5 separate regions of the Homo sapiens genome follow, and all the other regions are linked to region 1. The links are chromatin loops, found by intact Hi-C in ENCODE. Cell type or tissue: heart left ventricle. All regions are shown on one strand.

Region 1 (4,000 bases):
TTAATGCTGGTCTAAACCCCAAAAGGCAGGGGGTATAATGAGGCGTGTTTGACCTCCCACCCCATCATGACTAGAACTAAACTTTTAAGATTTTCCTGAGGTCCCCTTGGCCAAGAGGGGGTCCATTCATTTGGTGGGGGCCTGGGATTCTAAAGTTGACAGTGTCTAGGTCAAGGGTTTTGTTTTGCGTGCTTGTTTGCTGTGCCTGTGATGTGCAATTGCCCTACTCCCATTTGATGGAAAGGCTACCTTTCCTCCCACAAGGTGCTTTTGCATGCTTGTCAAACACCAGCTGGGTGCATTTGTTTTGGTCTCTTTTCTGTTCTGTAGATCATCTCCCTCTGTCCATACCACACTGTCTTTACTAGCTATTTAACGTGTTGAAATAGGGGTAACTTAATACTTGTTTTAAATTCTTCATTTAACATTTCATCATCAACATTTATCTCATCTAAAACAAAACAAATTCACACAGTGTACGGTGTGGATGTACTGGAGTTTATTTAACCCGACCCCTCTTAATCAATGGCTATTATCCCCCACCCCAGTTTTTTTTGTTATTATAGTAAATAATGCTGAAATATTTTTAAAAGATTTTTTAAAGTTTATTTTTAATTGACAAATCATAATTGTATATATTCATGGGATACAATGTGATGTTTTGATATATGTATACATTGGTGGAACAATTACTTTAAGCTAATTAAGATATCCATCACCAACACATCTATTTTTTTGTGGTGAGATTATTTAAAATCTACTATTTAAGGAATTTTGACATATAAAATGCATTAACTACAGTCACCGTGCCATGTGGATCACTAAAACATATTCCTCTTGTCTAACTGAATCCTTGTACCCTTTGACTAACATCTTCCCCCTCCTGCCCTTCCCCCGGCCTCAAGTAGCCACCGTTCTACTCTCCGTTTCTATGAGTTCAACTATTTTCAGATTCCACATACAGGAGAGACCAGGTGGTATTTGTTTCTGTGCCTGGCTTACTTTTCTTAGTACAATGACCTCCACGTTCATCCATGTTGTCGCCAATGGCAGGATTTCCTTTTATTCAAAGGCGGGACAGTACCCCGTGGTGTACATACACCACATTTTCTTTATCCGTTCAGCCACTAGTAGATGCTTCCATATCTTGGCTAGGTTGCTTCCGTATCTTGGCTACTGTGAATGAAATCAATATTCTTATCTTATGCATAAGCGATCCCCACACTCATTTGTTATCTTTTGACTTTGCTTGTGTATTTTGTTCAAACTTTATGTTGTCAAGCCGATCAATCATTTCCTTGATGGCTTCTGGGTTTATTTAATGCTTTAGAAAGGCTTCCCCATTCCGAAAAGACAGAATAAAAGCGATTCACCCATGTTCTCCCTTTCACGGTTTCAACTTCACTGTCTCTCCCGCCGCCAGAGCCCAGCAAAACTTTCTAATCCGCGAGGAGCCCGGGACCCCGCTGCGCTGGGAAGCCGAGGCAGGGCGCCGGCCTGCGGGGGTCTTCGGAAACGTTCCCGGTTCCCGCGGAAGATCGCCCGGCCCGGAGCCGCGTGGGCTGTCTGTCCTCGCAGGTAGCAGTCACTCGGAGCAGAACGGTAGTTAGGAAAAATTTTCAAGTCTCCTTCGGCTGCGGGGTCGCGCCATTCCAGGCGGTGCCAACTGGGAGCTCCTTCACCCGCCCCAGGCCGAGAAACGCGATCCCAGTTGGTCAGGGACTAGGAGAGGCCTCGCCCGCCGGAGATGCGGATCCGATCCGCGGCCGCTGGCGCCGGCTGTCGGGCGCCACCTGGCTGCACTGTTAAGGTTTTCTCTCCGGCGCTCTGGCGAAGCCGGCAAGAAAGGGGATTTGGCCACAGGGCGCGGTGCAGAGTTCCAGGGGACTGGCAGCGCTGGCAGGATGAGCCCGGCTTTGCTGGGTGTACTCTTCGTCCTTTCGTCGGAGATTAAACCTGAGGGTCAGCGTTGTAGGCGCGCTCTTGAGCTCGGAGTGCTGTGGCCTGAGCGGGTCAATTAGTACACGCGGGAATCGCTGGGCCTTCCGAGAGTGTGAACGGGGGATGGGGTATCCCGCCCGGACGCTGACTGGCGTGGGGCCCGGTCCTCAGGCCTTCCATTACACCCATTATCTCCAAGCCCCGACCCGGAGGTGAGGACCGGCCCGGCTGTTCCAGGAGGACTGCGAAGGGTAGCATGGGCCCGTCCGTGGCCACGCGTGGGTCATGGTCATCCGACTTGAGCTTCACACCTTTTTCTGAGTCTTGTTTTGGAGGTGGAGACTGGCTTGGGCAGTACGAGAAAAACGGGGAAGGCGCAGTGGATTTAGCCGTGGCCCGCATAATGGGATCTTGTGGTTGGACTTTGGGGCCCCACCCTCCCCACCGGGGAAGAGCGTATAGCCTCTGGCTCCGAGATAGAGGGGCGACCAGATGTCCCATGGATGATCTTTGTTAGAGTTGCTGGGTCGATCAGCCTCATTTCTGCAGTTTTGATGTGGCCTCAGAAAGCTGATCAGATCGACCAGCAGCCCAACCAAGCAGATGGGCAACTAGAATTTGGGAGAGGAGAAGGGGGAAAGGCGAGGAGAGAAGGGCGTCGGGGGAGGCCTGTGGGGAGGTAAGGGTAGGGGGATGGGGGAACCTGAGATTTATATAGCAATAGTAATTGTTATAAGCAAGTATTATAAACAAATAATAATTTATTTACATTTAAAAACTATGTCAATATAAATAATATACATTTATAGAATTATAAGTATAAATTATACTTTATAAATAATAAATCTACATAAATAGTGATTAGACATAAACAGTTATACTTCTGAAGAGGACGCAGGAGGGGCTTTCTGTCTGCAGAAATTTCTAAATGCCCCTGGGGAGGCTGAGGTAGGTCGACCCCGGTGAATTTTGAAGTCCACTCTGGGTGGGGAGCTGGCCCGGGAGGCGCTGGGGAGTCTGTCCCCTGCTCGGCAGCTGTCCCTGGCCTAGGGCGCTCCTCCCCAAATTTTCCAAGGCTTCTTTTGGCTGCCAGGGATCTCACGGTTCCACTCACGCCTGCCAGGGAACCCCGAGGTGGGAATGCGACCCGAGGTGGACCCTGACGAGGCCTGGCGTCCTACCCGCCCGCCCGCGATCCGGATCCGTCCGGCTGGCTTTCACGCTGGTTGTCTAGCGACACCTGGCGGTCACCTTTATATATAGCAAGCTCTACCAGCGGGGGCGACGTGGGATTGGGTGGCCGGATGGTTAAACGGGATATTAGGTTATGGTGGGGGGTGGGGGGGCGTCCTGAGGTTTATAGTAGTAGTAGTAATAATATTCTTTTTATTATGTAATTTATAAATATAAATTGTCATAAATACACAAATAATATATACTTATGTAGATACTATAAATGTCATAGTACAAATATGCGTAATATATAGATTATATATTTTAGTAAATATTTATGTATAAATATTAAATCAGTAATTATAATTATTTGGTCCTTGCTGGGATTCATCATTATTGTAATTATTACCATTATTATAAATAGTAATTGTAGTAGTAGTAGTAATAGTAGCAGCTTTTTTTTTTTTTTTTTAAATAGCAACACTGAATAAACTGTCTCTGTCAAAGAAAGGTGATCAAGTGACTGGAGATAATAAAGAAGGGTTTCAGTCCGTGGGATTTAAAAAATCCACCCAAGAGCCTGGTGACGCTCTGACCCACAGTCTGTGAAGCAGCCAGCTGGAAACTGCATACAGCAACCCTAATGGTCAGGACTGCACTGACGGCTTCCCTCCTTTTTGCCCTTGCTTCCAACTTAGGACCAACAGGGAGAACCAAATAGGCACCCTCTTACCAGTCAGGTAGGATCCCCTGACTGGATACAGGAGATGGAAATAAATTGTTTAGGCAGATAGGGCAAAAGAGTCCTTGGCAGAACTCTAACAAAAAACATCCCAAGAAATCATTTCTTTCTAACAAAGAGCAGCCTGAAAGATGGAGCTGCAAA
Region 2 (4,000 bases), 230 kb before region 1:
AAGGCAGGAGGTCTTCACTGCCCCATGAAGGCAGGGACCTTTCTGTCTTGGTTTTCACTGTATCCTCAGTGCCTCCCATAATGTCAGGCAAAACCAGATGCTCAGGAAGCATATGGAACGAATGGATGGGTTTGAGCGTGACACAACTTCAGGATTGCTTAAGAAAATGCTGATAGTGGTAGCCAGGCGCGGTGGCTCACGCCTATAATCCCAGCACTTTGGGAGGCCAAGGTGGGCAGCTCACGAGGTCAGGAGTTCGAGACCAGCCTGACCAACATGGTGAAACCGTGTCTCTACTAAAAACACAAAAATTAGCCGGGTGTGGTGGTGTGCGCCTGTAATCCCAGCTACTCAGGAGGCTGAGGCAGGAGGATCGCTTAAACCCAGGAGGCGGAGGTTGCAGTGAGCTGAGATTGCGCCACTGCACTCCAGCCTAGGTGACAGAGTGAGACTCCGTCTCAAAAAAAAAAAAAAAAAAAAAAAAAAAGCTGATAATGGTCCAAGCTTACTGGGAACGAAAGACCCTGCCATGAAAGGGTGAGACACTCATCGTGGGAGGGACATAAGCCCAGGCTTGGATGGCCGAAAAGGGACAGAAGCATTGATGGGAACGGACAGGGTGACCTCCAAGGCCTGGCTGAGACAACTCATTGGTTCACGGTTACTTGGCTACTTCCTGGCCTAGATTAGAAAACAGCACTTTGAAGGCAGATATGCTGGATGCACCCGTGTTGTGGAGTCAGCCCCATTGGGACGCTTTTGCCTCTCTTCTCCCTGGTTGTGTGATCTCACGGGCAAGTTGCTTCATCTCTGTGTCTGCAGTACTTCTCACCCATCATGGGGCAATAAGAACAGCCCTGTGGTCTTGGCATCTAGATAATGAAGCACAGGATTGAACTAAAAAGGCTGACACACAGTAGGCTGTTACAGTGATGGTCTGGGTTAAAAATCTGGTGTCATCCTTCCTGGTGGTGGAACCTGGGCAAGCGCTTGAAGCCTTGGGCTTCTGTTTCTTCATCTGTAAGATGAAAGTCTAACCACACCCACTTCCCTGGGATGTGTGTCAAGTCACGAGGCCTGGCATGCAACAGGTGCCAGTAAGTGTTGTCCCCTTGACTGCCTCCTGCCTGCTGGGCAGGAAGTGCTAAGTTTGAGAACCCTGGGCAGGGAGACACCATGCTGAGGCTCCTTGGACCCCTGGACTGGTGTTGGGGACAGCCACAGGGTTGTTCGTGCAACCCTGCAGGGAACCGGGCAGGCCAGACTCAACTGCTCTGTTAGAAGCAGAGCTGGTGGCTTTCCAGAAAGCAGTGAAGGGAGCTCAAGGGGAGTTTGTTTTGCTCGGAAGCAGGGTGTTGCAAAACACTTTAGTGGAAGTGTGGGCAGGAAAAGGCAGGGAAAACTATCTCCATCTGACAGAACAGATTTCAAACAATAGCTCTGCCATTACCAGCGGTATTGGATGCTTCTGGGCACCTCTCTGAGCCTCGATTTTCTCATCTCTTTAGTGGAGATGATGATAATACTAGACACCTCGTTGGGACATTGAAAACTTTCCTCCACTCCGCAAGTATTCACTGAGCACCTACTGTGTGCCGGAGACACTGCAGTGACCAAAGCAAAGGCATTGCCCCCGTGCAGCTTGCATCACAGTGAGTCCATAAGATGCTGTGCTTGGAGGGACTAGCACATAGTAGGAGCTGTAAAAATAGGACTTGCTGTTTTGCTAGTGGAGCCAGTCACTTGTGTGAATTCATCTTTTGATATTTGAGAGTGATGATGATTTAAAGAAAGCAGGTGAGCCTCCGTTGAGGTTTCCTTCTCTATATTTCGACTTCAGAACCGGCCCCTGAGTAAAAGATGCTCAGGAACCACATATTGCTGCCTCCAAGCTTCTCAAGTTTTCACTTTTCCACCATCACCAGCATGGCCTGATGCTGTTCTGGGGAGAACCAGTCACAGGCCCTGCTTTCAAGCAGCAGGAGTCGTATGGGAGAGGCAGACAGGGGCGCAGCCACTGACAGGGCGGGTGAGCCATGGTGAGAGGGGCTGGGGCAGGGGCACTGGGCAGAGCAGTGTCAGGCAGGGCCTCCTGTCCCACCTTCAGAATTGGGCCTCGAAGGAGCGGAGGGAATGTGTCAGGTCGGAAGGTAGGGAAGGGCATTCCTGGCTAAGGGAACAGCCTTTGCAAAGAAAGGTTCAAAGAGGAAAGCTTGAATTCAGAGTGGCTGGACTGGGGGATGTCTGGAGAAGTCACCAGGGGTTGGAGTGTTGGAAGTTGCCCGCCTAGGGAGCCAGGGCAGGACTTAGAACTTGGCCAGCCGTGTTTGGGAAGGCTCTGGCTGCAGTGTGGAAGGCCTGGGGGCAGGCAGCACAGAGAAGAGGAGGCTGGATGGCCGTCAAAGCAGTGAGGGCAGTGGATCCTGTGCTCCTGGGCACTCTAGAGCACTGCCGGGCCCTGGTCACCAGAGGGCGCTGTGGGGCAGCAAGCAGTGGAGGCCCCAGCTGGTGGCAAGGCTATGCATAGACCATGTGCACCGCTGTGCCTGTGGGTTGTGTCTGTGGACGTGACCATGTGGTCCCTCCACATGAACGTACACACTTGTGCACCCCCTTGTGTCATGTGTGTGTGCATGTGTATTTGGGGTGTGTGGACTTGCACAGGTGTGAAGGGGCACGTGGGAGTGAGTACGTCCAAGGGGGTGTATATAGGTGAGAACAGGGACTCCTCAGCTCCCACCACCCAGCCACATCGGTCTCCTTGTTACTCGCCTACAAGCCATCCACCTCAGGGCCCTTGCACAACTGTTCCCTCTGCCTGGAATGCTTTTCCCCCGGATCTCTTTGTGGGTCCTTCCGTTAAGTCCTTTGGTCTCTGTTTATGTGGCACCTTCCAGGGAGGCTTTTCCTGACCTCCCTCCTTAAAATTATAGCCCCCATGTCCAGACACACACCCTGTCCCCTCCCCTACTTTCCCCCATAGCATTTGTAATAATTTTTTGTTTTTTGAGACAGGGTCTTGTTGCCCGCCAGGCTGGAGTGCAGTGGTATAACCTTGGCTCACTGCAGCCTTGACCTCCTGGGTTCAAGTGATCCTCCCACCTCAGCCTCCTGAGCAGCATGCCACCATACCCAGCCAACTTTTTTTTTTTTTTTTTTTTGTAGAGACGAGGTTTTGCCATGTTGCCCAGGCTGGTCTCAAACTGCTGGGCTCAAACGATCCACCTGCCTCGGCCTCCCAAACTGCTGGGACTATAAGTGTGAGCCACCATGCCTGGCCTGACATAATTTGACTTAGGCATTTTGCTTGTCTGGCTCACACACCAGGTCATACCTCCCCAGGGAGTTGTGTCCATCTTGTTCAATGTTGTGTTCTCAGTGCCAGTCACACAGTAAGTGCTCAATGAATATCTGTTGAATGAATGAAGGAGCTGCCCACATCCTGGGTTTGGGTCAGCCTCTCTCTTTTTTTTCCCCCATCATCAGTATTTATTGAGCATTTACAGTGTACTAGGCACAATAGAACATACAGAAAACATTTCCCTGCCCTTGAGGAGCTTACATTTTAAAAGAAAAAATACACCTCTTTTAAAATGGCATTTTTGTTTGGTGTTTTCTGCAAAGTACCGAGGAAATATTTTGTAAAGTGATGCTTTGGGTATAACTTAGCCCCATCATTATTTAAAGAATAGAGGAAGAAGAAAGAGGAAGGATTTTAAAGGCAGACAATGACAGACCATTCAGGATAGGTAGGGTTTTAAAGGGAGATAAACACAATCTCATCGACTAAGGAGAGATTTGCTGTAGTAAATAGGATGAGGGAAATAGTCTGTGGGATGCAAGCAAAGGAAGCAGGGTGCCTTAGACATTGATTGGAGCCAGAAAGATCATGCGGCCTTTTTCCAAGTACATGGCCACCAAGTAGGAATGGTTGGTGACAAGACAGAAGGCTAAAAAAGGAAGGTAATCTTGTGCACCTGACAAATAGAAAGAATAAAGG
Region 3 (4,000 bases), 390 kb before region 1:
AGACCTGGTTCCTTAGGAGGGAGGTCTCCTACACATTCTGCACAATCTCTGAGGGAAGATGTGTGTGTGTGTGTGTGTGTGTGTGTGTGTGTGTGTGTGTGTGTGTATGTGTGTGTGTCAGTGGGGAGGCGGGTTCATGGGACTCCACTGTCAGAGAATTTCCTCCCTGGACTAGAACCGAGCCAGCCATGTCATTGTACTGCAGAGCTGCACCCACTAACCCCACTCCTGTCTGGGAAATCCAGACAGTGTAACTGTTTGCAAGGGTGCTCTGGAGCCAGACTCTCCAGGTTCAATGCCAGTGTCTGAGGTTTTTTCCCATTTGACATCAGCTCATAGTCTGACACAGAGATGTCTTCAACAGGAGTAGAACTATTTAGTAGAAATAATTGAGTGCAGAAGGGCTGTTTTTTTAAGGTAAATGTGGCTTCTCTGCGACCCATATGCATGGTGGAAATGCTCTACATCTGTAACGAACATTGGACATTTGCTGTATTGGTCACTGTGTTGAACACCTGAAATGTGGCTAGTGGGACTGAAGAACTGAATTTTAAACTTTACTGAATTTAAACATAAACAGCCACATGTACCTAGTAGCCACCACATGGGACAGCAATGGTCTAGCTCCCAAGTGCCAACAGCTTCCTGTGGAAAAATCAATTTTATTAAAATATGTGTCCTACCCTGCACTCAGCCTTTCTGGATGTCCCTCTTCAATATAATATCTGATTAAGGATTTGAAGAAAATACAGTATAGATATTGTTTGTAGAATAGACGTAAGACCCTAAAATACAGTTTTATACAAAATTTGATAAATCCTGGCCGGGCGCAATGGCTCCTGCTTGTAATCCTAGCTCTTTGGGAGGCCAAGGCAGGCGGATCGCTTGAGGTCAGGAGTTGGAAACCAGCCTTGCCAACATGGTGAAACCCCGTCTCTACTAAAAATACAAAACAATTAGACAGGCCTGTTGGTGGGCCCCTGTAATCCCAGCTACTCGGGAGGCTGAGTTAGAAAAACCACTTGAACCCGGGAGGCGGAGCTTGCCGTGAGCCGAGATTGCGCCACTGCACTCCAGCCTGGGTGACAGAGCATGATGATTCCGTCTCAAAAAATAAATAAATAAAAATTATAAATCCTTTCTCTAAGAGAAGAAATATGGCTTTCTTATTTCTTTTTCTTTTCTTTCCTTTTTTTTTTCTTTCTCTTCTTTTTCTGAGACAGGGCCTTGCCCTGTCACCCAGGCTGGAGTGCAGTGGCGTGATCTCGACTCACTGCAACCTCTGCCTCCCTGCTTGGAACGATTCTCCTACCTTAGTTTCCCGAGTTGCTGGGACCACAGGCACGTGCCACCACGCCTGGCTAATTTTCGTAGTTTTAGTAGAGACGGGGTTTCACCATGTTGCTCAGGCTGGTCTTGAACTCCTGGGCTCAAGCGATCCGCCTGTCGCCTGCCTCGGCTTCCCAAAGTGTTGGGATTACAGGCTGAGCCACCACGCCCGGTCTGGGCTTTCTTATCTCTGAGAGTCACAATTTCTGTGAGGCAGCCACCAACACTAGCTTTTAAGTTTCAGGGAGTTGCAGTGAAACTTTCTTTCCTGCCAGGAAGCTGACATTTTCCAGAAACCGCAAATAACAGAACATTTTGTCTCTGTGTCAGCTTCATGCACCCTAGTCTTAAACCAACAATGTTCTTAAAAATGCATTGTTTTTCTTCTCTTATCGCTTCTCGGTTGTTCTAATAATTTGATAGCTTCAGTACACCATTAATGTTCACCTTACACCTCCCGGAGGAGGAGATGGCGTGATACTCGCAAACACGGGACTACAAACTATTGATTCCATTCCGCGTGCTTCAGGAAGGTGGCGCTGTTTCCGTGCAGCTCATCAGGTACCTCAGAAAAAGAAATTTGGTGGAGACGTTTCCGCAGCCTCCAAGCAGCATCATTCAAAGGACAGGTCAGCAGGAAACAGATTTTATTTTAAAATTCCCAGCAGCGGGAGGGACGGGGGGGGGGCGGGGGAGGGACTTGTTAGAGTTCCTGTCGCTAAAGGAAATTCTTCCTAGAGCTATACTAAACTTAGTTATTACTGAGACAGTTTTTTCTGGCTTCATCAGAGGAAAAATATAGTTATGCATCCCAGTATTTTTGCAACAATTCCACCACCAACAGCAATAAAAACGGCTGCAATTTATTGAGTACTATCTTCTGTGGCACTTTACAAGTGTTATCATCTTTGGCTTCACAATTTCTTTACTATCTTAAGGATGAGAGGCTAAGGTTTTGGGGTGTTAAGAAATTCAACATCTGTCTAGCTGTTCTATTAGGTGTGTAGTGATACCTCCCCATGGTCTTGATTTGTATTTCCCTAATGGCTAGTAATGTTGATCATCTTTCTATGTGCTTATTTGCCGGTTGTATATTCTCTTCAATGAAGTGTTTCTTCATGTTCATGTCTTTGTCCATTTTTTAAATTGAATTGCTCAATTTTTTCACGTTGAGTTTTGAGAGGTTTTTTTTAATTTAAAAAAATAGAAACAGGATCTCACTATGTTGCCCAGGCTGGTCTCAAACTCCTGGGCTCAAGCAATTCTCCCACCTTGGCCTCCCAAAGTGTTAGCATTACAAGTGTGAGCCACTCAGTGCCTGGCTGAGAATTCTTTGTATATTCTAGATATGAGTCCTTTTTCAGATATATAGTTTGCATATATATTCTTCCAGTGTGTAGTTTGCCTTTTGATTCCATTAACAGTCTTTTGCAGAGCAAAACATTTTTAATTTTGATCAAGTCCACTTTATGAATTTTTTTCTTTTATGAATCATACTTTCAGTGTCATTTTGAAGAAATCTCTACCAACTAGGTGGAGAACTAGGGTTCCCCCACATTTTCTCCTGTACTATCTTCTAAAATTTTTATGCTTTATGTTTAAATCTATTATTCATTTTGAGTTAATTTTCATAAATGGTGTGAGGTTTAGGTCAAGTTTCTTTATTTTTATTTTTAAATTTTTGCCTATTAACATTCAATTGCTCCAGCACCATTTATTGAAAAAGCCTATCATCTCATTGAATTGTTTTGAATCTTTCTTAAAAAATCAGATGGACATACTTGTGTGGGGCTATTTCTGGGTCCTCTATTTTTTCCCATTGACCTATGTATTCATCCTTCGATAATACCAAACAATCTTGAGCTATGTAATTAGATTTGAAGCTGGGTGCGGTTGCTCTCGTCTGTAATCCCAGAACTTTGGGAGCCCACAGTGGGAGGATTGCTTGAGCCCAGGAGTTCGAGACCAGCCTGGTCAACATAGCAAGACCCTGTCTCTACAAAACATACAGAAAAAGTTAGCCATGCGGGGTGACATGCACCTGTAGTCCCAGCTACCTGGGAGGCTGAAGTGGGAGGGTCACCTGAGCCTGGGAGGTTGATGCTGCAATGAGCTGTGTTTGCACCACTGCACTCCAGCCTGGACAGCAAAGTAAGACCCTGTCTCAAAAAAATAATAATAAAAATTGAAATCAGGTAGTTCCATTTTATTATTGTTTTCCAAAATTGTTTTAGCTATTTATTCTATTTATTCTAGTTCCTTTGCCTTTCCACATACATTAAAAAAAAAAATCTTTTCTACATCTTCAAAAAATTTTGCTGGCATTTTGATAGGAATTTTGTTAAACCTGTATATCAATTAAAGGAGTATTGACATCATTACTACGTTGAGTCTTCAGTCCATGAGCTTGAAATGTCTCTTTCTTTAGATCTTTAATTTCCTTTCTTTTTTGAGACAGGGTCTCACTCTGTCGCCCAGGCTAGAGTGCAGTGGTGTGATTTTGGCTCACTACAACCTTTGCCTCCCAGACTCAAGTGATCCTCCCACGTCAGCCTCCCAAGTAGCTGGGACTACAGGCTACCATGCCCAGTTAATTTTTTGTATTTTTTTTTTTGTAGAGATGGGGTCTTGCCCAGGCTGTGTTGAACTCCTGGACTCAAGCCATCTGTCT
Region 4 (4,000 bases), 200 kb before region 1:
TGCCCCCTGTGGATGCTGCTGCCCCTGCACAGCAGGCTGCCAGTGCCTGGGTGGATGGGCCACCGCCTTGCCCAGCCTGGATGCCATCCAAGTTGTATATTTTTTTAATCTCTCGACTGAATGGACTTTGCACACTTTGGCCCAGGGTGGCCACACCTCTATCCCGGCTTTGGTGCGGGGTACACAAGAGGGGATGAGTTGTGTGAATACCCCAAGACTCCCATGAGGGAGATGCCATGAGCCGCCCAAGGCCTTCCCCTGGCACTGGCAAACAGGGCCTCTGCGGAGCACACTGGCTCACCCAGTCCTGCCCGCCACCGTTATCGGTGTCATTCACCTTTCGTGTTTTTTTTAATTTATCCTCTGTTGATTTTTTCTTTTGCTTTATGGGTTTGGCTTGTTTTTCTTGCATGGTTTGGAGCTGATCGCTTCTCCCCCACCCCCTAGGGTACCAGCAGGCAGAGCCTTGCCCTCTGCTCAGGCTGGGGTCCAGTGGGAGGGGCCCAAGATCTCTGCTCAGAGAAGTGCAGGGGGAGCCTTCCAGCTCACTCTCCCTGAGGACTGGCTTGACAGGGGCTATGGGTTTGCTTTGGTGTTGTTTTTAAAAAAAGAAAATATATTTTTTTGAAAAAACGACTGCCCATCCCGGGTCCTTTCCCTGATGGGTTGGGGCAGTTACCTGGTTGCTGTTTTAATTAAAAAAAAAAAAAAAAAAAGGACTAAAGGTTGTGTGAGATTGTGTATGACACCTGTGAGCCCCCCTCTTACTTGGGGAAGGTTGTGGCCCTTCAAGGGACCCTTGTCTCTGGGCCAGGGGCAGGGTGTCGTGCTCAGGGGAGGGAGGACTGCCAACCTACCAGGCCCTTCTACATCTGAGGACACAGAGGCCCCCAGAGGGCTGTGATGAGGTAACATCCTGTGATCATCCAGGCACCAGGCCCTGTACTGACACTGGACAGAGCAGCGAACACACAGGTCCAGTCTGCTGGTGGCGGCCACCCATCCCACTGTCCTGAAGTAGTGATGACAGCCAGGTCACAGAGCAGCGAGCACCCTGCACACTTTGCCTGGGCTGGACACGGTGACCTCATGGAGGTTACCTGACCTCCAGTTTACAGATGGGAACAACAGACCCAGAGAGCTGACATCACTTACCCAAAGCCACACAGCTTATAAGACAGAAAAACAGACTTGGGGACAGGTGGTGGGCTCCGGAGAAGGCTCCGAGGGGAGTAGGGGCAGCCTGATGAAGGCGCCCTGCAGTCTGGCCCTGTGACGCTGGCAGCATGGCTGGGGCAGCAGGGAATTTGCTCACGTAAGCCGGGTGTGCTCAGCTTCAGGTACCGTTAGGTTCGAAGTTCAGCTGATGGCCTGAAGGACTTGCATCCACCTTGGCTGTTCATCCGTCTCAGGTTCACCCCCTCATGGGGACCAGTCAGGACCCAGGGACTCCAAGAGCTCGGCACACCGTGCCCAGGGTACTCCTGAAGTCCCAGGACTGGCTCTTACCAGCTGGGAAGGAGTCGAATTCATCCCCAGGCCAGGAGGGTGGGTGTGACAGCTCAGGTCAGGTCAGGCATGAGGGGACTCCGCCCACTACAGCTCAAGGTCTGAGAGCAGGGTCTCTGTGGTCCTCTGAGGAAGCTTAGGGTGTGTTCCCAGGAGGAGGGTCCCCATGGGGTCTGTCTCTGCACTCCTCCTGTCCTCCAGCCCCAGTCTGGGACAGGTCTCTGCCCACTAACCCTTCCCTGGCACAGGGGCGAACAGTTCCTGGGAGCTGTTGTCTCCCTCTCTCCATCCTTCAATCATGAAGACTTGTTTTCACCCCAGGGCCTTTGCACTGGCTGTCCCCTCTGCGTAGAACACCCCCTCCCCCGTCTTCCTGTGGCTGGCTCCCCCCAACCCCATCCCGGTCTCCCATGTCACCTCCTCAGCGAGGTCTTCCAGGACCACTCTGGCTCAAACAGCCTCCGCCCACTAGGCCCAGCCAATCTAGCTTATTATCCTGGGTTATCCTGGCCGAGACCTGACTTGTCACTGTTGTGTCGTCAGCGCTGAGAATGCTGCCGACACCGAGGGAGCGCTCGGCTTCTGCTGAATGAACACATGAAAGAATGAATGAGGGAGGGAGGGAAGGGGGGAGGGAGGGAATGAATCCCTTGCCGGGGCGCGGCCCCAGGCTCTGTCTCCTGTAGCCGCCAGGGGGCGGTAGAGCTCGGCTTCAACCGCGTGTCCTGGAGCCCCGCCCGGCCCCGAGCGCCCGTCCGCGTCCTCGTGCGTCCTCGGCGCAGCTGGAGGCCGCGGGCTTGCCACGCGTCAGCCCAGTTCTCGGCCTCTGCGGCTGTCCTGCCCGTGTGCACCCCCTGGCCCGGCCCTCGGGGCTTCCGGGGACTCTGCAGCCTGCAGACAGCAGCAGACCCAACGCCTAGAGATTTACCGTGCGCGCCCCTGAAGTTACCCAGCGCCCCGCAGGCCACCGCGCCCCTCGCGGCTCGCAGGCCTGGCTGGACGCCGCAGGCCTGGCTGGATGCCGCAGCCCTTCACAGAGAGCAGGCTCCTCCGCGCACGACTGCAGCCCCAGTCGTTTGCAGTTCCCTTGCCATTTATGGGACCCTTTGGCTTTTACAGAGCGTGTCCAGCCATCAGAGTGCGGAAGCCAGTGCGCAGGTCACTAACATTTACAAAGCACAGGCCCTTGACAGTTTATACTACCCGTGGAGGTCTCAAGCGGCAGGGCCCCTCTCCCCTGTTCCCTGTCCCTGAGGTGGGGGAATGGGGATGGGGAGCGGCCGCCCCCCCCTCCCCCGAGGCCGGACGCCCGCATTTCCTGTCAGGCAGCAGGGTCCGGGCAGGCGCCTCTTCCAGGCCCGGGATTAATGAGTCTCTGGACTGGGAGATGGCAGAGGCATGTAGACTTTGTTCAATTACAGCCGTGAGAGCCTCCTCATCAGGCAGCATTAAAACTGCAGCAGACAGGCCGGGCGTGTTGGCTCACGCCTGTAATCCCAGCACTTTGGGAGGCTGAGGTAGGTGGATCACCTGAGGTCGGGAGTTCGAGACCAGCCTGGCCAAGATGGTGAAACTGCGTCTCTACTTAAAAAAATACAAAAATTAGACGGGCATGGTGGCGCACATCTGTAATCCAAGCTATCTGGGAGGCTGAGGCAAGAGAATCGCTTGAACCTGGGAGGCAGAGGTTGCAGTGAGCTGAGATCGAGGTGCTACACTCCAGCCTGGGGGGCAGAGTAACACTCCGTCTCAAAAAAAAAAAAAAAAAGAAAAAAGAAAAAAATGCAGCAGACAGGCCTGCTCAGGAGCAGGGAGGCTGCGGAGGGAGGATTTGGCGAATTCCCTTCTAGAGGCCAGGGCGTGAAGCCTCTCCTCCAGATCCCTGCTGCAGCTACCGTCTTCGGTGGGGGCCTCCTCATGGTCCACAGTGCCCCACCCCGGGCGCCCACCCCTGCCTCCCCTGTACCCTGTGCCTGGCTCCCTGCGCTTCACCCCGAGCCTGGCGGTGCAGGGCCTCTGCAGGAGCTGTCTTGTTCTCCTCCCGGAACGCTCTTCCCCGGATGTGCTCCCGCTTTGGGGTCTGCTCAGATGCCTCCCTGACCACACTTGTCCTGCCGCACTTTCTTCACATTTATTCATTTTCATTCTTGCCCACTGGCCGCCTCCCCCGCAAGACCAGGAGGAGCCGGCCTTGCTCACAGGAGACAGGGCAGGTGCAGGAAGGCTGCCGCAAGGCCCAGCGCAGGCAGCAGGCAGCAGGGCTGTGCGGGAGGTGGTCTGGGGACAGTGCTGCCATTCCGTTTATTCCGGGGGTCTGCTCTGGGAAGGCTTTCCAGGAGCGAGCCGATACTGAGCCGATAGGCGCGTTGTGCTGGCTGAGGACTCTGCACCTCAGAGAAGGGAAGCCAGGAGCTCCAAGTCAAACAGCAGGCAGCACCCGTGCCGGGGGTTAGCGTCCCGGCTGCGCTCCCGCTCCCATGCCCTCCCTCGG
Region 5 (4,000 bases), 190 kb before region 1:
ATGACGAAGTGCTCGGCAAATGACGCCTGATGTTACAGGGATCCTTGCTGACCCACTGGACCACGCCCTCCACACCAGCGCTGGTGGTTCCCCACAGTCTGAGGTCTACTTCCCCCAGCTTCTCTCGCACCTTTAGACTTCTCTGTGGCACTGCTTTCTCCTCTCCTCACCATCTCAGCTCCTCCCTCCTGTTAGCTGTGTGGCCCTGGGCAAGTCACTGCCCCTCTCTGATTCTCCACGTTCTCAGTCCCGTGGCGGGGACCTGACACCCTCTCTGGGCAAATGCCAGCATGCTTTGCTAAGCAGTCCTATCCCAGGTCTTGTGGTGTCTGCCAGAAATCTCCGGGAGGCAGAGGATGAAGGCCTGGGCGTTAGTGTGCCTGGTTGGAGGTCCTGGGGACGAAGGCTGCTGGGGTGGGGGTATTGCACTCCTGGTTGAAGGTCCTGGGGAAGTGTTTGTGGGGCTGTCACTCATTCATCTTGTTAGGCCAAGGTGTGAGGAGGTGGGCCGAGGTGGGTGGGGGAGGTTGACGTTGTGGAAATCACTGAGGGCCTGGAAAGCTGCTGCGAAGAGTCCGGGACTCCTGGGCATAGAGTAATGTTGGTGCCTTGACCAGAGCCTACAGACCTCCTTACTGGGACAAGCCAGCTCCCCGCCTGCTCTGTGCTGTGCTGCTAACCCTTGCATCTCAAACCTGCTTCAGGGAAGTATGCAGCAGAAAAGCCTAGCCCCTTGCCTTAAGGCAGGACAAACTCAGAGGCATAATTTGTGCTGCAGAGCTCCCTTGGGCTCAGGCCACGGCAGGGATGGAAATTGAAGAAACCCTTGCTTGTCTTCTCCTTCTTTTTCCCTGGCTCCCTCGCTGGTTTCAGCTGGAAGAAACTCCCTAGGGAAACATTTGCACCTGAATCCTGCTCTCAGGCTCGGCTTCTGGGAGAACCTGACATGAGACAACCTGCTGGCCCTGGGCACCACAGGCGTGTTTTAATAGAATGAGTTTATTGGTTAGAATGCAGGCTCGGTTACTTATTAAAAAACAAAACCGGCCGGGCGCAGTGTTTCATGCCTGTAATCCCAGCACTTTGGGAGGCTGAGGTGAGCGGATCACTTGAGGTCAGGAGTTCGAGACCAGCCTGGCCAACATGACGAAACCCCGTCTCTACTAAAAAATGCAAAAATTAGCCAAGCGTGGTGGCCGGCGCCTGTAATCCCAGCTACTCGGGAGGCTGAGGCAGGGAGAACTGCTTGAACCCGGAGGCGGAGGTTGCAGTGAGCCCAGATCGCGCCACTGCACTCCAGCCTGGGCGACCCAGCAAGACTCCGTCTCGAAAAACACACAAACAAACAAACAAACACCAAAACCCAAGTTAATGATGGTTTAAACAAGGTAGACGATTATTCGCTCCTGTAGCAGTCAGTGGTTCACGGTGGCGACGGCGGACTGAGTTCTATCCCTTTTCTGCCCTGCCGGGTGTGGGTTCATCCACTTCCTCGCGCCGCTCGCACCCCATTGGCAGTATTGGGTCACATGGCCAGCCGTGGCCGCAAAGGACGTTGGGAAATGTAGTCTTCATAAGGGAGCCAGTCGCTCCCGGGACAGTGGGGTCCACGGCTGCGGGAGGGGAATAGAGGTGGGGACTGTCATTCCCTCTGCAGGGAGGGAGCACAAACTTTAAAGCGGGGACAAGATTCTTTTAGAAAGAATGGTCTTCGTGTAAGAAAATATGCAGAGGATTCTGTGTCTGTGGAAAGGGAGCTCTTGCCGGGGATGCGGGAAGATGTTTCTGGAGGTGCCCGGCCCAGGGCGTCCTGGGGCAAGGAGTGGCCAGGCAGGTCCTATGAGGACCCTCCTAGGGAAATCCGACCTTCTTCCATCTTCAGGGAAAGTGGACACAGGCAGCAGCCTGGGAGGGGCGTCGGAGGTGGGGAAAAGGAGCGGGTGTAAACGGAGCCCTCCAGGCGGGCAGGGACAAGTAGAAAACGACAAAGCTAGGTCGCGAGTGTAACGACACGGAACATGGCAGCAGTGGGGTGAGGGACCCTAGGCCTCCTGGGAACTTCCAGGGCAGTTTGAGAAAGCCAGGTTCCCCCAGGAGGGGTTGGGGCGTTTCCATTTTAAATATTAGCGGGGTGTCCCGGGAGGCTGATAACTGGCTTCCGTCCATTTCCCACACGTGTTTGCAAAACGAATGTGTCAGATGTGCAGATGCGCATCCCTGGCGCCCCAGCATAGTCTGCGGCCTTCTGCCCCGTGGTTACCGTTTTCCGTGGCTTCCCCGAGACACTCCTTGCCCTGGACGCAGCCTCTGACTCCAGCTTCCACTCCAGTAAATAGCCCCGACGTGGACACCTTGCGCAGGCAGCTTTGCTGGCATTTCAGATTTGAGATGATTTCCTCGGGCATGATTCCCAGAAGAGAAGTCGGGTAGGGGAAGTGCATTTGCCTGTAAGGGCCGTGGTTGATACAGCCAAATGTCTGCCTGGTCCAGTGGTGCCAATGTACCCGACCACCTGCAGAGCACAGGCAAAACCTTCCTCGGGGAAGGGTGGGATAGTTTGGTTTCATCTCTTTCCCAGATTTTTAAAGTACTATTGAAGATACTAAGCAATTTAAAAAGTAATTTTACCTATAATCCCGTCTGCTAGCATGTTGATTTATTCCTTCTAGCCTTTTTTCTAAATATAAATTTTTTATTGTGTGAAAATTTACATACACGAGCCTTTTATTATGAAAAGTTAAGACATACACAGAAACAGAGAGTCACATAAGGAACCTTCAGGAAGCCAGCACCAGCTGCAGCAGTGATGCCCACACACAGTCCTGTCTCATCTCTACCCTCAGCTACTTCCCCTCCCAAATTATCTAAACATTCATTCCATTCATCCCAGACACAGTATAATTTAATTCACAAATATTTCAGAGCATAGCTCTGGATGATTAGGATCTTAAAAAATGACAATAACAGTCTTTAGTATTTGCACAAGTAACAACCATCCCTTAATATCAGCAACCATTCAGTCTCTGTTCAGATTTCCAAATGTCTCATGAATAATAGAATTAACAAAAGAATGGTTTGATTTGGTATCTGAATAAGACCCCGCGTCTCCACTGGCTGATGGATTGCCTTGGTGTCTTTCATTTAGTGGTTGCCCCTCCCTGTTTTCTTCCTCATAATTTATTTGTTGAAGAAACTGGGTTGTTAGATTGTAGAGTTTCCCGTAGTCTGTATTTCCGGTAAATCGGTAGCTGGTCTAGTGACTTGACCAGATCAGGTTGGACTTTTTTTTTTTTTTTTTTGGCAAGAACACTTGGTGCAGAGTTCTCTGCTCTTCTGTTGGGAGGCAGTGTTCTGTCTTCTCTTTGTGGTATTAGCAGCTGCTGATGCTCAGTGCCTGGACTCATTAATTTATTAGTGGTTGCAAATAAATTTAAAACAAATTAGTGGTTGCATAACGGTGATATTCTGTCATTCCTTCATGTATTCGCTGAAATGTTTCTATAGAGAGAAACTGACCCTCAACAAAACTTCTGCTATTTGGCTACCTGGTGGTACAGTTTATAAAGTGATATATGCTTGATCTGGTTCCTCTAACAGTTTTCTAAATTAAATTGTTCTTCCAACGATGATCAAGTAGGGATAAAAAAATAAGTACAAACTTGTGAATTCAAAGACATTTTCTGTGTTTTAATTGACTGCATTAATTGCCCTTATTGAAGTTCAAATTGTCCCATCTTTCAAGCTGGCTCTTGAGTACTTTGGACATGACCCCATTGGTCTTTGAGAATGTACTTGCTCTCTGGTTTGGCAAGATGCTGCAGGTTTATTGTGTGCATTTACTGCTCTAGACCTGGAGTCAGCCATTTCTCCCAGGAGCCCTAGTTCCTTTTAGTGAGAAGTGCCTCCACAACCTTTGTCAAAATAGCATGTAAAACAAAATATAAAAAAAGGAAAATAGAATTAAAAAAAAAACACAACTTGGGTACCAGGGGTGCACAGT

The links. Peaks named below come from ENCODE experiments on the same cell type or tissue, not always from the same donor. Only the 100,000 strongest peaks of a DNase experiment are listed, where the experiment ranks them.
Region 2: a loop joins it to region 1, with 16 times the contacts of the local background. A loop is called at or near these places in 75 of 110 quality-filtered maps.
Region 3: it touches region 1 in a loop (4-fold over the local background); 83 of 110 quality-filtered maps call a loop at or near these places.
Region 4: a loop joins it to region 1, with 4 times the contacts of the local background. A loop is called at or near these places in 36 of 110 quality-filtered maps.
Region 5: it touches region 1 in a loop (6-fold over the local background); 36 of 110 quality-filtered maps call a loop at or near these places.

Annotation. Positions count from the first base shown.
Region 1 is chr17:21,509,988-21,513,987 of GRCh38, forward strand. It overlaps LOC105371589 (a long non-coding RNA gene), which reads left to right and starts at 3,576. Exons shown (of 4, transcript XR_934332.3): 1 at 3,576-4,000. RefSeq lists an enhancer at 1,623-2,244. In heart left ventricle, CTCF peaks have their summits at 1,791 and 3,164 (motif pointing left); DNase peaks (open chromatin) are centred at 1,774 and 3,144; H3K4me3 peaks cover 1,573 bases; H3K27ac peaks cover 366 bases.
Region 2 is chr17:21,277,710-21,281,709 of GRCh38, forward strand. No RefSeq gene overlaps it. Among named protein-coding and RNA genes, the nearest start is that of MAP2K3, 5.0 kb to the right of the region's middle. RefSeq lists an enhancer at 2,298-2,377. In heart left ventricle, CTCF peaks have their summits at 2,459 (motif pointing right) and 2,658 (motif pointing left); a DNase peak (open chromatin) is centred at 2,482.
Region 3 is chr17:21,117,963-21,121,962 of GRCh38, forward strand. No RefSeq gene overlaps it. Among named protein-coding and RNA genes, the nearest start is that of DHRS7B, 7.0 kb to the right of the region's middle. In heart left ventricle, a CTCF peak has its summit at 1,847; a DNase peak (open chromatin) is centred at 1,879; H3K4me3 peaks cover 306 bases; H3K27ac peaks cover 192 bases.
Region 4 is chr17:21,314,517-21,318,516 of GRCh38, forward strand. It overlaps MAP2K3 (mitogen-activated protein kinase kinase 3), which reads left to right. Exons shown (of 12, transcript NM_145109.3): 12 at 1-716. Among named protein-coding and RNA genes, the nearest start is that of MAP2K3, 32 kb to the left of the region's middle. RefSeq lists enhancers at 2,497-3,006, 3,344-4,000. In heart left ventricle, a CTCF peak has its summit at 2,219 (motif pointing right); a DNase peak (open chromatin) is centred at 2,543; H3K4me3 peaks cover 281 bases.
Region 5 is chr17:21,321,628-21,325,627 of GRCh38, forward strand. No RefSeq gene overlaps it. Among named protein-coding and RNA genes, the nearest start is that of MAP2K3, 39 kb to the left of the region's middle. RefSeq lists enhancers at 1,104-1,777, 1,231-1,280, 1,291-1,400, 1,441-1,570. In heart left ventricle, no CTCF peak of the experiment used is centred here; DNase peaks (open chromatin) are centred at 1,514 and 2,204; H3K4me3 peaks cover 1,290 bases; H3K27ac peaks cover 227 bases.